Regions from separate parts of the Homo sapiens genome. Here regions 1 and 2 are each linked to region 3. A link is a contact called in ENCODE Hi-C or POLR2A ChIA-PET data. All regions are on one chromosome and are shown on one strand. The core of a region is the stretch at or near the end of the contact, and the rest is flanking DNA. Distances in the headings are between cores, read along the strand shown. Region 1 holds the start of SARS1 (seryl-tRNA synthetase 1). Region 2 holds the start of TAF13 (TATA-box binding protein associated factor 13). Region 3 holds the start of STXBP3 (syntaxin binding protein 3).

What was found. A loop is a pair of places that touch in the nucleus more often than their neighbours do. ChIA-PET counts read pairs that join two places held with the same protein, here RNA polymerase II (POLR2A). Pooled maps may share reads with other maps.
Region 1: a map of B cell shows a loop between it and region 3 (24-fold over the local background). The contact joins the promoter of SARS1 here to the promoter of STXBP3 in region 3. A Hi-C loop is called at or near these places in 3 of 168 maps with a recorded cell type or tissue (B cell, CD8-positive, alpha-beta T cell and naive thymus-derived CD4-positive, alpha-beta T cell), 3 of 37 single-sample maps with no recorded cell type and 10 of 50 pooled maps. POLR2A ChIA-PET finds 5 or more read pairs at or near these places in 1 of 52 experiments (activated T-cell).
Region 2: a map of PC-3 shows a loop between it and region 3 (8-fold over the local background). The contact joins the promoter of TAF13 here to the promoter of STXBP3 in region 3. A Hi-C loop is called at or near these places in 2 of 168 maps with a recorded cell type or tissue (PC-3 and naive thymus-derived CD4-positive, alpha-beta T cell), 2 of 37 single-sample maps with no recorded cell type and 7 of 50 pooled maps. POLR2A ChIA-PET finds 5 or more read pairs at or near these places in 3 of 52 experiments (H1, Panc1 and naive thymus-derived CD4-positive, alpha-beta T cell).

Annotation. Positions count from the first base shown.
Region 1 is chr1:109,212,417-109,216,526 of GRCh38, forward strand. It overlaps SARS1 (seryl-tRNA synthetase 1), which reads left to right and starts at 1,502. Exons shown (of 11, transcript NM_006513.4): 1 at 1,502-1,712. The coding sequence starts at 1,577. RefSeq lists a silencer at 1,296-1,515 and an enhancer at 1,566-1,925.
Region 2 is chr1:109,073,371-109,077,967 of GRCh38, forward strand. It overlaps TAF13 (TATA-box binding protein associated factor 13), which reads right to left and starts at 2,633. Exons shown (of 4, transcript NM_005645.4): 1 at 2,551-2,633; 2 at 1,617-1,695. The coding sequence starts at 2,577. RefSeq lists enhancers at 890-1,876, 2,481-2,540, 2,641-2,890.
Region 3 is chr1:108,745,378-108,749,875 of GRCh38, forward strand. STXBP3 (syntaxin binding protein 3) reads left to right here and starts at 1,297. Exons shown (of 19, transcript NM_007269.4): 1 at 1,297-1,409. The coding sequence starts at 1,361. RefSeq lists enhancers at 976-1,546, 1,069-1,478 and a silencer at 1,679-1,798.

The sequences.
Region 1 (4,110 bases), core at 252-2,751, 470 kb after region 3:
TCAGATGCCAATTGCAAGTAGTAGATTTCACCTATACTTCTTAGCAGCTATAAACTGGGGCTCCCACTACCCCCTCCTTTGGTCTGATTAATTTGCTGAGAAGGCTCACAGACCTCAAGGAAACATTTACCAGTTTATTATAAAGGATAGTACAAAGGGTACAAATGAACAGCCAGATGAAGAGATGGATAGGGCAAGGTGTCAGGGGTGCAGAGCTTCCATAACCTTTCTGGGCAAGACACCCTCCTGGCATCTCCACATGTTCAACAACCCTGAAGCTCATCAACTCTTGTTGTTCGAGCGTTTATAGAGTTTGATGTCCAGCTCCTCCCCTCCCCCTTTCCTGGAGGTTGAAGGGTGGGGATGAAAGTTCCAATCCTCCAATCACTTGGTCTCTCTGGTGACTGGCCCCATCCTAAGGTTATCTAGGGCCCCCATCCTAAATCACCTCCTTATTATAAACTCAGGTGTTATCAAAGAGACCCATTACGTATAACCCAGGAAATTCAAGGGTTTTAGGGGCTGTGTCAGGAACCAGGGACAAAGCCCAAATATATTTCATATTATAAATAAATAATATGATAGTTAGCTATGTCACACCCTCATCTCAGGAGTCCATGACGGCGGTATAAGATCAAGAAGGTCTTAGCACATCTAGCTTCGAGAAGGCATTGGAAGTGAGGCTTTAAAGTTTCTGCAGAGTGGAAGGATTGGGGGTGGGGGTGGGGGAGGAGATCACCTGTTCCCAAATCCTTCAAATAATCTCTTGTTATCAGGGAGATTCTTTGATAACTTTGGCTTCACTCGGCAACTAGAATATTTCATTTAAAGGTCTGAACATTATAAAATCAAAGTATGATACAAACCGTTCTTCAAGACGCTTTCAAATTGACCCAAGACATGACCTCAACACCTTATACGGCGTTCAAATCTGCTTAATGTCCCTTTGGAAAAGTTTTCTCTCGTCTCTCTCTAAAAGACAACCGCACTTTCCCAAAGCTGTGCTCTTAAGAGTTGGTAAAGTGACAATTTGGTTTATCCAATAATCAGATTAATAAAGGTATACCATTTCTAAGGCACGAGAGCAGGAATCTTAAGCTGAGGTAGCCCTGGGACTAAATATGCCATCCTCTTGTATCAAGATGGAGAAGACGGCCGAGGTTCAGGGAAAGAGCCCAGTGGAAGAACCCAACCTAGTGAGAGGAAAACGGGCACCTGGTGAAGGCCCCGGCCTCTAAGCTAGGGATGAGGGGACAGGCCTCTGCCTAGCCTGAGACAGGAGTAGGAAACTGAGGCATTCACACTTTTATGTGGCGATCACAGTTCCTGCAGACTGTAGCAGAGCTGGGGAGCAGGAACCAGAGGTATAGTCCCACGCCCACCCACTCTCCCCTCCCCTCCCTCCGCGGCCCCGCCTCCAACCAGCCGCTTCCGGTCGCGGGGAGGGTCGCCTGCGGGCTCCAGCTGCGCCTGCGCAGGAAGGGCGGGTCAGCGCGCCGGCGCAGTGCGGCGGTCACAGGCTGAGTGCTGCGGCGCGATCCTTGCTTCCCTGAGCGTTGGCCCGGGAGGAAAGAAGATGGTGCTGGATCTGGATTTGTTTCGGGTGGATAAAGGAGGGGACCCAGCCCTCATCCGAGAGACGCAGGAGAAGCGCTTCAAGGACCCGGGACTAGTGGACCAGCTGGTGAAGGCAGACAGCGAGTGGCGACGATGTAAGTACCGGGACGGGCGGGTTACCTCCTTGATGCTAAACCCAATTTTCTCTCTCAAATCCAGCCACCGCTCCTGAGGCCACAGCTTCCACCCTTCGTCAGACCCCCTCCCAGGGTGCGGTGGCTCCGAGGTTCTCCCCATCCCCGAAAACACAGCCTGGTCGCCGGGGTCATCCCACTTTCTCCTCCACCCGGGCGGAGCGAGGTCCCTTCCACGCGTGCTCAGTGCCGTTCGCTGCCAGTGTGCGTACGCACGCGCATCGGGAGCTGTCAAGCCTTCCTGCCCCAGGGGTTGCCAGAACATGCCGGGGCGGGAGGTTGTGGGGTCTACGCGGCTTTCCTAACACGAATCTTTGGTCCCCCCCAGTCTTTTTCTCATCTTCAGCAAGGCCAGAGTGGTTTTCCTTTGTTTTGATAGGATCAAAGGCTTCTCCTGAGACTGCGTCACTTCTGCAACACAGTAGATTCATTCCTTCGGTATCGGAAGCATTTCGGGGCGTTGGAGGCCGCTCTTGGCCAAAATAAATGACCCTGAAGCTTTTCGGAAGGCCATCCCCCGACCTATGGGCATACCTTTAAGAATTAGAAAAGTCTTTTCCGTGGTAGATCAAACGCGAGGGGAGTGAGGAGGCGAGCAAAAGATTGTAATGACTGAAGCTGTTTAATTGTGATTTGTGGACGTTTTCCTTTAAAGACATTGGCAGAGTTGGGCTAGAACCTGGAACTGCCGGATCTTGGAGTCATATCGGGCATCTATCATGAAGCCGAATAAAACCATAGAACCATCTGCCCATAAATCTCTGCCTGTATTAACTGGAGTGGTCGCTGGTTGGGCGGATGCTGTCAAGTACTTGTGATTTGATTTGTCTGATGCAATAGGTCTGCAACCATCTGGGAGCTAGGTCGATGACAGTACACTGCAAAGGCAGCCACTATCCAAGAGTGTGATGGATTTCTATTAGGAAAATTGATTTTCTCCTGTTTATAAGGATCTTGGATGTCAAAAGAATATTTGTTTAACTTGAGTTTTGTGCTGATTCTATGTCTTAGGCCCTCTATTGTAGTAGTTTGTTTGATTGTGAGATTCCACACTTGACCTGAAGTTTCGAGTTGCAATGGAATTTAATTTTGCCACATTTTTTGTTTAGGATAAAACTAGCCTGAGCACTGTTCTACTGAATCTGAAGTCAGGAGTATCAGATTTTTGTGTCAGTCCAGCCCTTAGCCAGTGCTAAATGACTTTGAATGTGTTAGCTAGTCTTTTGGGTATAATGTCCACATCTGAGGGATTTGTCCCTTATCTGAAAAGTAGATAGGTGGTGAGTTCTTCAGGGACAAGGATTCAATTTTATTCATACAGTATATATGTGGATATACATATACACATTTATACATAAAATCCCAGTACCTAGCACTGTACCTGGTCCTTGGTAAGGCCTTGATAAAGGTTTGTTAGAGGCGTGAATATTTTCTGTCTTCAGGGCACTTTATATTCTTTATGAAAAGCAGTTTATGTAGTTTATGTTATTGTTTTAAAAAACTTAATCCTAAATGTGAAGTCATTTCTTTTCTTTGTTTTGTTTTGTTTTGTTTTTGAGACGGAGTCTCTCATTATCACCCAGATTGGAGTGCAGTGGCACCATCTCGGCTCACTGCAACCTCCATCTCCCGGTTTCAAGAGATTATCATGCCTCAGCCTCCAAGTAGCTGGGACTACAGGTGTGCACCACCACACCCAGCTAATTTTTTTTTTTAGTTGAGATGGGAGTTTCACCATGTTGGCCAGGCTGGTCTCTAACTCCTGACCTCAAGTGATCCGCCTGCCTCAGCCTCCCAAAGTGCTGGGATTACAGGTGTGAGCCACCATGCCTGGCCAATAGTTTATTTCCAATGCATCTATTAATTTGATTCTTTTCTATTTGACAACCCTTTCCAATATTCTCTTTGCATCCAAATGGAATTTATGTTTTTTCCCAAGTTCCCAACTGCCCAAGGTAGACACTGGCAGATTTATATCAAGGTTCTTTGACATCTTGAACTTCAGATCAGAGGATGGAGTTCTTCTCTCATTGCCTTGAGCAAGGGCTTATAACCAGAGCCACATTAAGAACTCAGATCATGCTCCCTAATTGAGGACACATAGCAAGCTTCACCAAGCCCTCCACTACAACTATACCAATTTGTCTTCCTGTAGACTTACAAGGTACCACTAGGGTTCCTTTGGAGAACTCAGGAGTCCAGTATAACTTGGAGTGATAATACCACATTGGAACTCACAACTCTTCTAACTCCAGGGATTTGAATGTGATTTCTTCTTTTTAATTCAGAGTAGCGTAATGATCCTACACTTGGGCATATTTGTCTTGGCCCCACTCCCAAAGCAAATAGATTTCCATGT
Region 2 (4,597 bases), core at 1,383-3,882, 330 kb after region 3:
CTACAAAAAATACAAAAAAAGCTCTCCCTCCCCCTCCCCCTCGTCTGCGTCTCCCGCTTTCCACCGTCTCCCTCTGTTGCCGAGGCTGGACTGTACTGCAGCGATCTGGGATCGTTGCAGCCTCCCTGCCTGACTACAGGCGTGCGCCGCCACGCCTGACTGGTTTTTGTATTTTTTGGTGGAGACGGGGTTTCGCCGTGTTGGCCGGGCTGGTCTCCGCTCCTGACCTCGAGTGATCTGCCCGCCTCGGCCTCCCGAGGTGCCGGGATTCCAGACGGAGTCTCGCTCACTCAGTGCTCAATGCTGCCCAGGCTGGAGTGCAGTGGCGTGATCTCGGCTCGCTACAACCTCCACCTCCCAGCTGCCTGCCTTGGCCTCCCAAAGTGCTGAGATTGCAGCCTCTGCCCGGCTGCCACCCCGTCTAGGAATTGAGGAGCGTCTCTGCCTGGCTGCCCATCCCCTGGGATGTGGGGAAGCACCTCTGCCCGGCCGCCCCGTCTGGGATGTGAGGAGCGCCTCTGCTCGGCCGCTACTCCGTCTGGGAGGTGAGGAGCACCGCTGCCCGGCCGCCACCCCGTCTGGGAGGTGAGGAGCGCCTCTGCCCGGCCACGACCCCGTCTGGGAACTGAGGAGCGCCTCCGCCAGGCCGCCCGCATCTGGGAAGTAAGGAGCCCCTCTGCCCTGCCGCCACCCTGTCTGGGAGGTGTACCCAACAGTTCATTGAGAACGGGCCATGATGACGATGGCGGTTTTGTCGAATAGAAAACGGGGAAATGTGGGGAAAAGAAAGAGAGATCAGATTGTTACTGTGTCTGTGTAGAAAGAAGTAGACATAGGAGACTCCATTTTGTTCTGTACTAAGAAAAATTCTTCTGCCTTGGGATGCTATTAATCTATAACCTTACCCCCAACCCCGTGCTCTCTGAAACATGTGCTGTGTCCCCTCAGGGTTAAATGGATTAAGGGCGGTGCAAGATGTGCTTTGTTAAACAGATGCTTGAAGGCAGCATGCTCGTTAAGAGTCATCACCACTCCCTAATCTCAAGTACCCAGGGACACAAAACACTGAGGAAGGCCGCAGGGTCCTCTGCCTAGGAAAACCAGAGACCCTTGTTCACATGTTTATCTGCTGACCTTCTCTCCACTATTGTCCTATGACCCCGCCAAATACCCCTCTCTGAGAAACACCCAAGAATGATCAATAAATACTAAAAAAATTAAAAAAATAAAATAAAGCAAAATAAAAACACACAAAAAAAATTAGGTGGGCGTGGTGGCCGGCGCCAGTAGTCCCAGCTACTCAGGAGGCTGAGGCAGGAGAATGGCATGAACCCGGGAGGCGGAGCTTGCAGTGAGCAGAGATTGCGCCACTGCACTCCAGCCTGGGCGACAGAGCGAGACTCCGTCTCAAAAAAAAAAAAAAAGCAATTTATACACACACACACAATTGGGGTTAGGATTGGTACTATCTGATTCAAAAGTTAAACAGAATTTGATAGGCTAGTCTGAGAATATTATCCCTACAGGGAAACATTCAAAGCAATAAAGCTACTTTGAAAGGACATGTCCAAAAGTTTTCATCATCTATAACAAAATCATTGTCAAATACTACTTACATTCTTTAGAAAAAAGTCTCTTTCTTTTACCCTGTCCACCTTCTGCACCTCCTCCAATTTCTTCATTTTCTTCCTCAAACTAGAAGTTAAAATGTATATATAGAAATGTCAAATAATTGCCTTGCATTTGATATTTTAATAATGACATTTTTTTTTCCTTTTCAACAGATAGGCCAGAAAGCCAAAGGAAGCAGCAAAAAAAAAAACCACGAAACCTTAGCATTGAAGGAGCCTATGTATCTAGTCCAACTTCCAACTCATGCAAAAATGGCTTCTACAATGTTCCTAACTAATAATCCTACTGCTTCTACTTGTAAGAGTTCCAATGACCATAAGTTTTATTTTTAAACAACTAAGGTGGCCTATTACTACTGTTACTGTTAAACAGTTGATACTGAATCAAAGTCTACCTTTGTAGACTTTGTAGTAAGCAAAACTAATATTTCCTATGCATTTGCTTATACAGTGCTAAAAACGTTCCTTAAGTAAGCCCGTAACCCTATTTTATAAAAAGAAAACTGATGTTCAAAGTTAAATAACTTGCTCAGAGAGAATGGAAATTTTGAAATCCAGGCTGTCTGACTTTCAATGCATTCTTTTCCCATTACTTCACAGTAAGTACAGTTTTGTTAACAATTGAACTGTTGGCTCATAGTGCGCGCTAATAGATGTTAGTTTTGATCTCTGATGATTCTGTACGTGTTTCAGTGTCTGGCAAATACAGACCAAAATCAAGGGGAAAGGGGTCACAAAACCTACTCTTCCTTCATGTCCTTCCCCACTTTCTAAAATGATCAATCCTTAGGGCGTGAAGTCCCCGAACTCTGTCCGCTGAATTCACTAAGGCAAGCAGACCCGATCCTGAACTCTGCCTCCGCTACTGAGCCCGAAGGAGTGAAGAAAAGACAGGTTTTGGACAGAGACGGTCACTCACCGTGGGGTCTTCTTCCTCATCTGCCATCCCACTAGCACGCCAACTCACAGCGTCCTGCCGGCTGGCTCCCAGCTGGTTACACTACTTCCGCCGCCTCACTTCCGGTGACGCGCGGGGCCGTAGCTGGGCCTAGCCCTCTGCGGCCTGCGGGAGGACGGTGGTGCTTTCCGGCCTAGCGGCGGAAATGCGACAGTCTCTAAGGGAGGAGGCCGGAGCGCCTCCCTGTAATCCCGAAGGAATTGAAAACTAACAAAGAAAAGGAAATCACGGGCTAGGTCGCGAGTATCTCGTTGTCACCCTGAATTTGCTACTGCGTATTGAATCACAGCTTCTTGTTTGGGGACTGCGAAGCTATGGATCATAGGAGGGCAAGCCAGCAGTCCTTTATCAGACAAATATGCTTTTAAATCATTTTAAAGATTTGTAGTTCCACTGTTTCTAAGCACTGTGTTAATTATTGGGGATACTGTGCTTCATCACAAATTTCCAAGAGATGGTGTCCCGAGACTAAGCATTTAAAATTTTGTGAAGGTTTTTTGATTTTTTTTTTTTTTTTTTTTGAGACGAAGTCTCACTCTGTCGCCCAGGCTGAAGTGTGCAGTGGCGCGATCCCGGCCCACTGCAACCTCTGCCTCCCGGGCTCAAGTGATTCTCCTTCCTCAGCCTCCCGAGTAGCTGGGATTACAGGCGTGCGCCACCATGCCCGGCCTTATTTTTGTTTTTTTGAGACACAACCTCACTGTCCCCCGGGATGGAGTGAAGTGGCGCAATCAGGGTTCACTGCAGCCTAGACCTGCTGGGCTCAAGCCATCCTCCCACCTCAGCCTCCAAGTAGCTGGGATTACAGGCGCACACCACCAATGCCCAGCTAATTTTTGTATTTTTAGTAGAGATGGGGTTTCCCCACATTGCCCAGGCTGGTCTGGAACTCATGGCCTCAAGCGATCTGCCCCGCTCTGCCTCCCAAAGTGCTGGGATTACAAGTGTGAGCCACCGTGTCCACCGGGGAAGGCTTTTGGTCAGAACAATGGCTGGCAAAACCACAGGCATCGGAAGGCCAGAGCTAGGGATATAATATAAATGTCCCTACAGTGTAACAGATGATGCTACATAAAGAAAATCCCGTAATACACACGATTTCTGAATGTCCTGCTGAACATTCGGTGAGTGAAAACTAATTATCTGAGAGTTGAACCTATCTTTGTTAATAAACACAAAGCGGCCGGGCGCAGTGGCTCACGCCTGTAATCCCAGCACTTTGGGAGGCCGAGGTGGGCGGATCACAAAGTCAGGAGATCAAGACCATCCTGGCCAACATGATGAAACCCCGTCTCTATTAAAAGTACAAAAATTAGCTGGGCGTAGTGGCGCACGCCTGTAATCCCAGCTACTCGGGAGGCTGAGGCAGGAGAATCGCTTGAACCCGGGAGGCAGAGGTTGCAGTGAGCCGGGATTGTGCCACTGCACTCCAGCCTGGTGACAGAGCGGGACTCCACCTCAAAAAATAAAAATTAAAAAAATAAACACAAAGCATTTTCCCACACTTTTAATGTACGTTGAAGTTTCTAGGAATGTTATTACCCCAAAATTGAATAGTAATTGTATTTTGTTTGGTCTGGAATTCATTAAGAGCTGTGTACCATTTCAAGAAATAACGTCACCAAAAGCAACATCACTTGTAATAATTTGAATAGTGAATAATGAAAAAATAACTTTGATTTGAGGAATGTGAGTTAAATTATTAGGCCCAAAGAGGCATTAAAATGAGAGGCAATCACATCCTGCTTGCCCCCTTTTGAGCTATGTATTTATGTCTTAAAACCGCTTGCTATTGCCACAAGTATTAGTTATAAATTAGCCTAATTATGCCCCATCAGACACCATATCGCACACCCTATAGCTTGATAATGTTTAGCCAATTACTAATCAATGTTATTTTTGTGAACCAATGAGAACTCCTTAAAGACAACTTTGTATCAGCCCACTCCCTGTCCTCATTCTTTTCCTTTAAAAATCCACTTGTACCTGCTGCTAATCTTAGAGTGTA
Region 3 (4,498 bases), core at 47-2,546:
CAGTCCTCCTGCCTAGGCCTCCCAAAGTGCTGGGATTACAGGTGTGAGCCACCATGCCCAGCCTGTTCTTAATTCTTCATTTGCCTTTCCTCTCCTAAAAATTGCAGGTTACCCCACAGACTACTCTATTGCTTTCCATGTAGCCCAAGCCTGATCTTTGTTCCCACTCCACCACTAAGTGCATCCTTGGCAAGTTACTTGACTTCATTAAGCCTCAGTTTCCTTGTTGTAAGTGTTGCTTTGAGGATCAGTGAGGTAATCTACTTAGCATGGTGCCTGGCATATGGTAAGTAAGCACTCAGTAAATATTAGACATTATTATTAGTAGTAGTATCTAACCACTTCTACTTCCCTGTGTGACCAATTTGAATCTTTACAGCCACTGGTTCTTTGCAAATCCTTCTAGGAAAGCCTACTTTCTGCCAATGTCACATGGTTATCTCACAGTTAGGGCTCTTAGCAACTAAACTGATCTCACTTACGTTTGATTACTTTGATTTAAAGTCCCAAAGGAACCATCTCAGTAAACAGATCTCTACCTAAACTTTCTGAGCTCAGATCTCCTCCTCTGTGAATCAACTTTCAACAATAATTGTAGATTCTGAAGCATTAACAGGCCCTCCCTACATTTGTTGCATAAATTTGTTAATAAATGATTATTCTTTTGTTGGTTCATTTATGTATATCTTATCATTAAGGCATTCAATTTTTAAACTAAGTTTTAACTACCTGCAGCATTCCAGGAATTGTGCTCTTTAATTAGATTGTAAATTATTCAGGGGAAAGAGTTGATCTCTCATTTCTTTGAGTTTCCTAAAAGTCCAGCACAGTTCTTGGCACACTGGAGGGAACCTCACAGTTCTACGCAATTACTGTGTCCTTGAAAAAATGAATGAAATAATCATTTGGGGACAGTACATTTTCCATTGGGTAGTTGGGCTGGCTACTGAGTGAAGTCTATTATGAATCGCCTTGCGAAGTGAAGGGTTCTTCTGTAATGGGGAGGATCCTCCAGTCTTCGTGTATGTGTGAACTCGGAATTTCATAGACGGCCTTGGCTCACGATCGGTTTGGCACTTCGCGTTCCTAGGCCACAGGACGTCGAACCTCGGGCGACAGCAGCCTCCCGCTAGGGGGCTCCCGACTTCCCACGGAGGTTCCACCTGTACTGCGCAGCCTCCGTCCGGGAGTGGGCGGAAATTCCCTTGCTGACGCGCGTGACGTCACCGGAGGGCGCGGTCTGCTAGAGGGGGTGGGGCATTCCCCTGCAGCAAGGGGCGGGGCCACCCCAACGCCGCTTCTGCGGCCAAAGTAGGTTGGGAGTGGAAGGTGGTGGCTGCTGCTCCGCAGTGTCGGGAAGATGGCGCCGCCGGTGGCAGAGAGGGGGCTAAAGAGCGTCGTGTGGCAGAGTGAGTGCGGTGGGGTAGGGGTTGAGAGAGGGAAGGCCGGGAGGCTGCCGTGCCGGGCCTCGTTTTGCAGCCCCAACCCAGCGGTCTGTTGAGGAGCCGCCGCGAGCACTTGTTGCTTTGGGACCTGTGTGAGGACTTCTTCCTGCTTTCCTGCCCTGCCTTATTCCTTGCCAGCACCAGGGATGGGCGGGGTGCGACGGGACGCGGCCTTCTCGTTGGCGTCGGGCACCCCCTCGCCTCGGCCGCGCTCTGGCCGCGAAGCTCCGCCCCGGGTGAGCCGCCCGGCCCGGCTTTCCCTCCCGCGGAGCCCGTGCGTGCCCTCGGCCGCGCTCCCCACTCTTCTCCGCTCCCGTCCGCGCTCCACCAGTTGGGGATGTCTCTCCATCCGAGACAATTCGGGCGCTGTTTATTCCGCCCCCATCTCCACCCCACACTGGAGTTTGCAAGGACTGTTTATTCTGCTTATTCGTGTTAGTATCAACCCGTGCTTTTCAAAAAACCTCACTGTTTAACAGACTCATCTTCCCCTATTCCGAGAGGAGCCTACTTTCTGAAAAGTTCTTGAGAAGAGACCATTGGAATGACCGGTGTCCAGCCGTGACATCTTCCTGCATAGCCTGGGCAAGAGCCGCTCCTTCCGTTTTCCCTACTCTCGGGGGCCCCTCCCTGCTGTTAGGACCGGACTCCTTATTGGTTACTGATGTTCTGCGGTATCATCCACAACTTTCATAAACATCGCTCCAAACCTAGGTCTGGCAGGTTAGAGAAAGAATGAAACCACCCAACAGGAATAACCATCATTGTTTGGTATCTCTGAGTTCAAGATAATTATGGCCTAGTAGTGGAAAGGGAGTAGCATCTAATTAGTATTTCTTAGTCCAACTTGTTGAACAAAAAACAAATGATTTAGTCAGCAGAATTCTGGGAGTTAGAGTTCCTTGTCTAAAATTAAAAATCCAAATCAGTAACTGGGATAGTGCTTAACATATAGCAGGCACTAAGCAAATGTATAAATAGGTGAAAAATATGAAATTATCTTTTAAAAGATTAGATAATTTTAAGGTTGGCATTTGCTTTTTCAAGATTTACATGGCTGACTTAAGATTTGAGATGTTTTAAAACAATGGTATTTAAATACATTTATGTGAAAATGGGTAACAAATTGTGTTGTATAATTTCCAAGATATATATGTGATTAACATCCGCATGTATGTATTTAAGCCAGTTCTTTACATATTGAATCATAAGCTTTTCCCTTTTTCACATTTTCCTTCTGATCCTCATACAGATAAAGACATTGTTTTTATTATCTGTCATTCTGTGACTTCCTTTTTTTTAAACAACTGACATTGACTCAACATTTTTCATGTTGCTTCACAATCTCGTAATTAACATTTTAAATTGCTTTTTAAATACCTTGAGGTGGCAAAAAATTTTGATAGCAGAAAAGAAAAGAAAAAATTATGGCCAGGTGCAGTGGTTCACGCCTGTAATCCCAACACTTTGGGAGGCCGGGGCAAGATGATCACCTGAGCCTAGGAGTGGGCAACAAAGTGAGACCCCATCTCTACAAAAAAATTTTAAAATTAACCATGTTTGGTGACATGCACCTGTGTTCCCACCTACATGGGAGGCTGAGGCAGGAGGATCCCTTCAGCCCAGGAGGCTGAGGCTGCAGTGGACATTGATTGTGCCACCGCACTCCAGCCTGGGTGACAGAGCAAGACCCTGAGTCTAAATAAATAAATAAATAGCTAGCGTAAGCCCGGGCACAGTGGCTCACGCCTGTAATTACAGCACTTTGGGAGGCCAAAGCAGGTGGATTGCTTGAGCTCAGGAGTTCGAGACCAGCCTGAGCAACATGGTGAAACTCTCTCTCTATCAAAAATACAAAAATTAGCCAGGTGTGGTAACGCACACCTGTGGTCCCAGCTACTCGGGAGGCTGAAGTGGGAGGATCGCTGGAGCCTGGGAAGTTGAGGCTGCAGTGAGCAGTGATCATGCCACTCAATTCAGCCTGGGTGACAGAGCATAACTCAGTCTCAAAAAACAAAAACAAAAATTATTTGGGTAACTTTTGGACTAGTGGAAGATTAATTTAGAGATTAGGTAGAAGCCAGTCAGTGGAGGATGTTAAATAGTAGAGTTTAGATTTTATTCTATAAGCAAGAGTGAGCATTTGAGGGAATTTCGAGGTGTGTATTAATATAAACAAAGGGTTGTATTTCAGGAAGGTGACTCTGACAGCTGTGTGAAAAATGGATTGAAATAGCAAAGGTGTTGGAGGTGGAAAGCAGGAAATCCAGATAGGATTCTATTGCAGTACTTCAGTGAGAGAGAAGAATCAAGTCGATGCTGGGTGACAGTAGCAATGAAAAATAATAGCTACCAGGGAGAACAATCAATATGCCTAATAGGTGGGCGTGGGGAAAGGAGGAAATAGACAAAGACAATGACTAAGAAAATGACAATAATACTTAGAGAAATAAGTCTAGAGTAGTTTTCAGGGTGCTGTAATCTCAACTTGAGACATGTAGCTGCTTGTATCTGTATTGCGTAGTTGAATGAAGTTCAAAGAGAGAAAGGCTGTAAGATTGTGGAAAATCGAAAGATTAATATGATAGATGAAACTTTGATGATGAATATGGTCTCTGAGAAGACCAGCCACAGGAGCAAATTCTCTTACCTTTGCTCTGAGAACAAGCAGAGCAAAAGTAAGAGAATTGAGTCTTGAGATATATCCATATTTAGGATGCTAGAGAAATGGATATAAGGTCAAATGATTTTCATTAGTATTTAGAGGAAATACCTCCTTAGTTCTATAGTATTTGTTGATATGATTTCCTTTGACTCCTCTCTAAACATACCTACCTGTGACTGTGTCACTTTTTATGGGTGCCCTTACTATCTCCATAAAACTAGTTCGTTCTTTTAGACAATAACACTGACTCTGTAGGTATCTTCAGATTCTTTTTATTTTTTCGTCTGGCAGACACAGGTAGATCCAAGTATCTTCAGATTCCAAGACAGTTCTATCATTAGAAATTTAAAGCACATATGTAATTTTAAATTTTCTAGTAGTCACATAA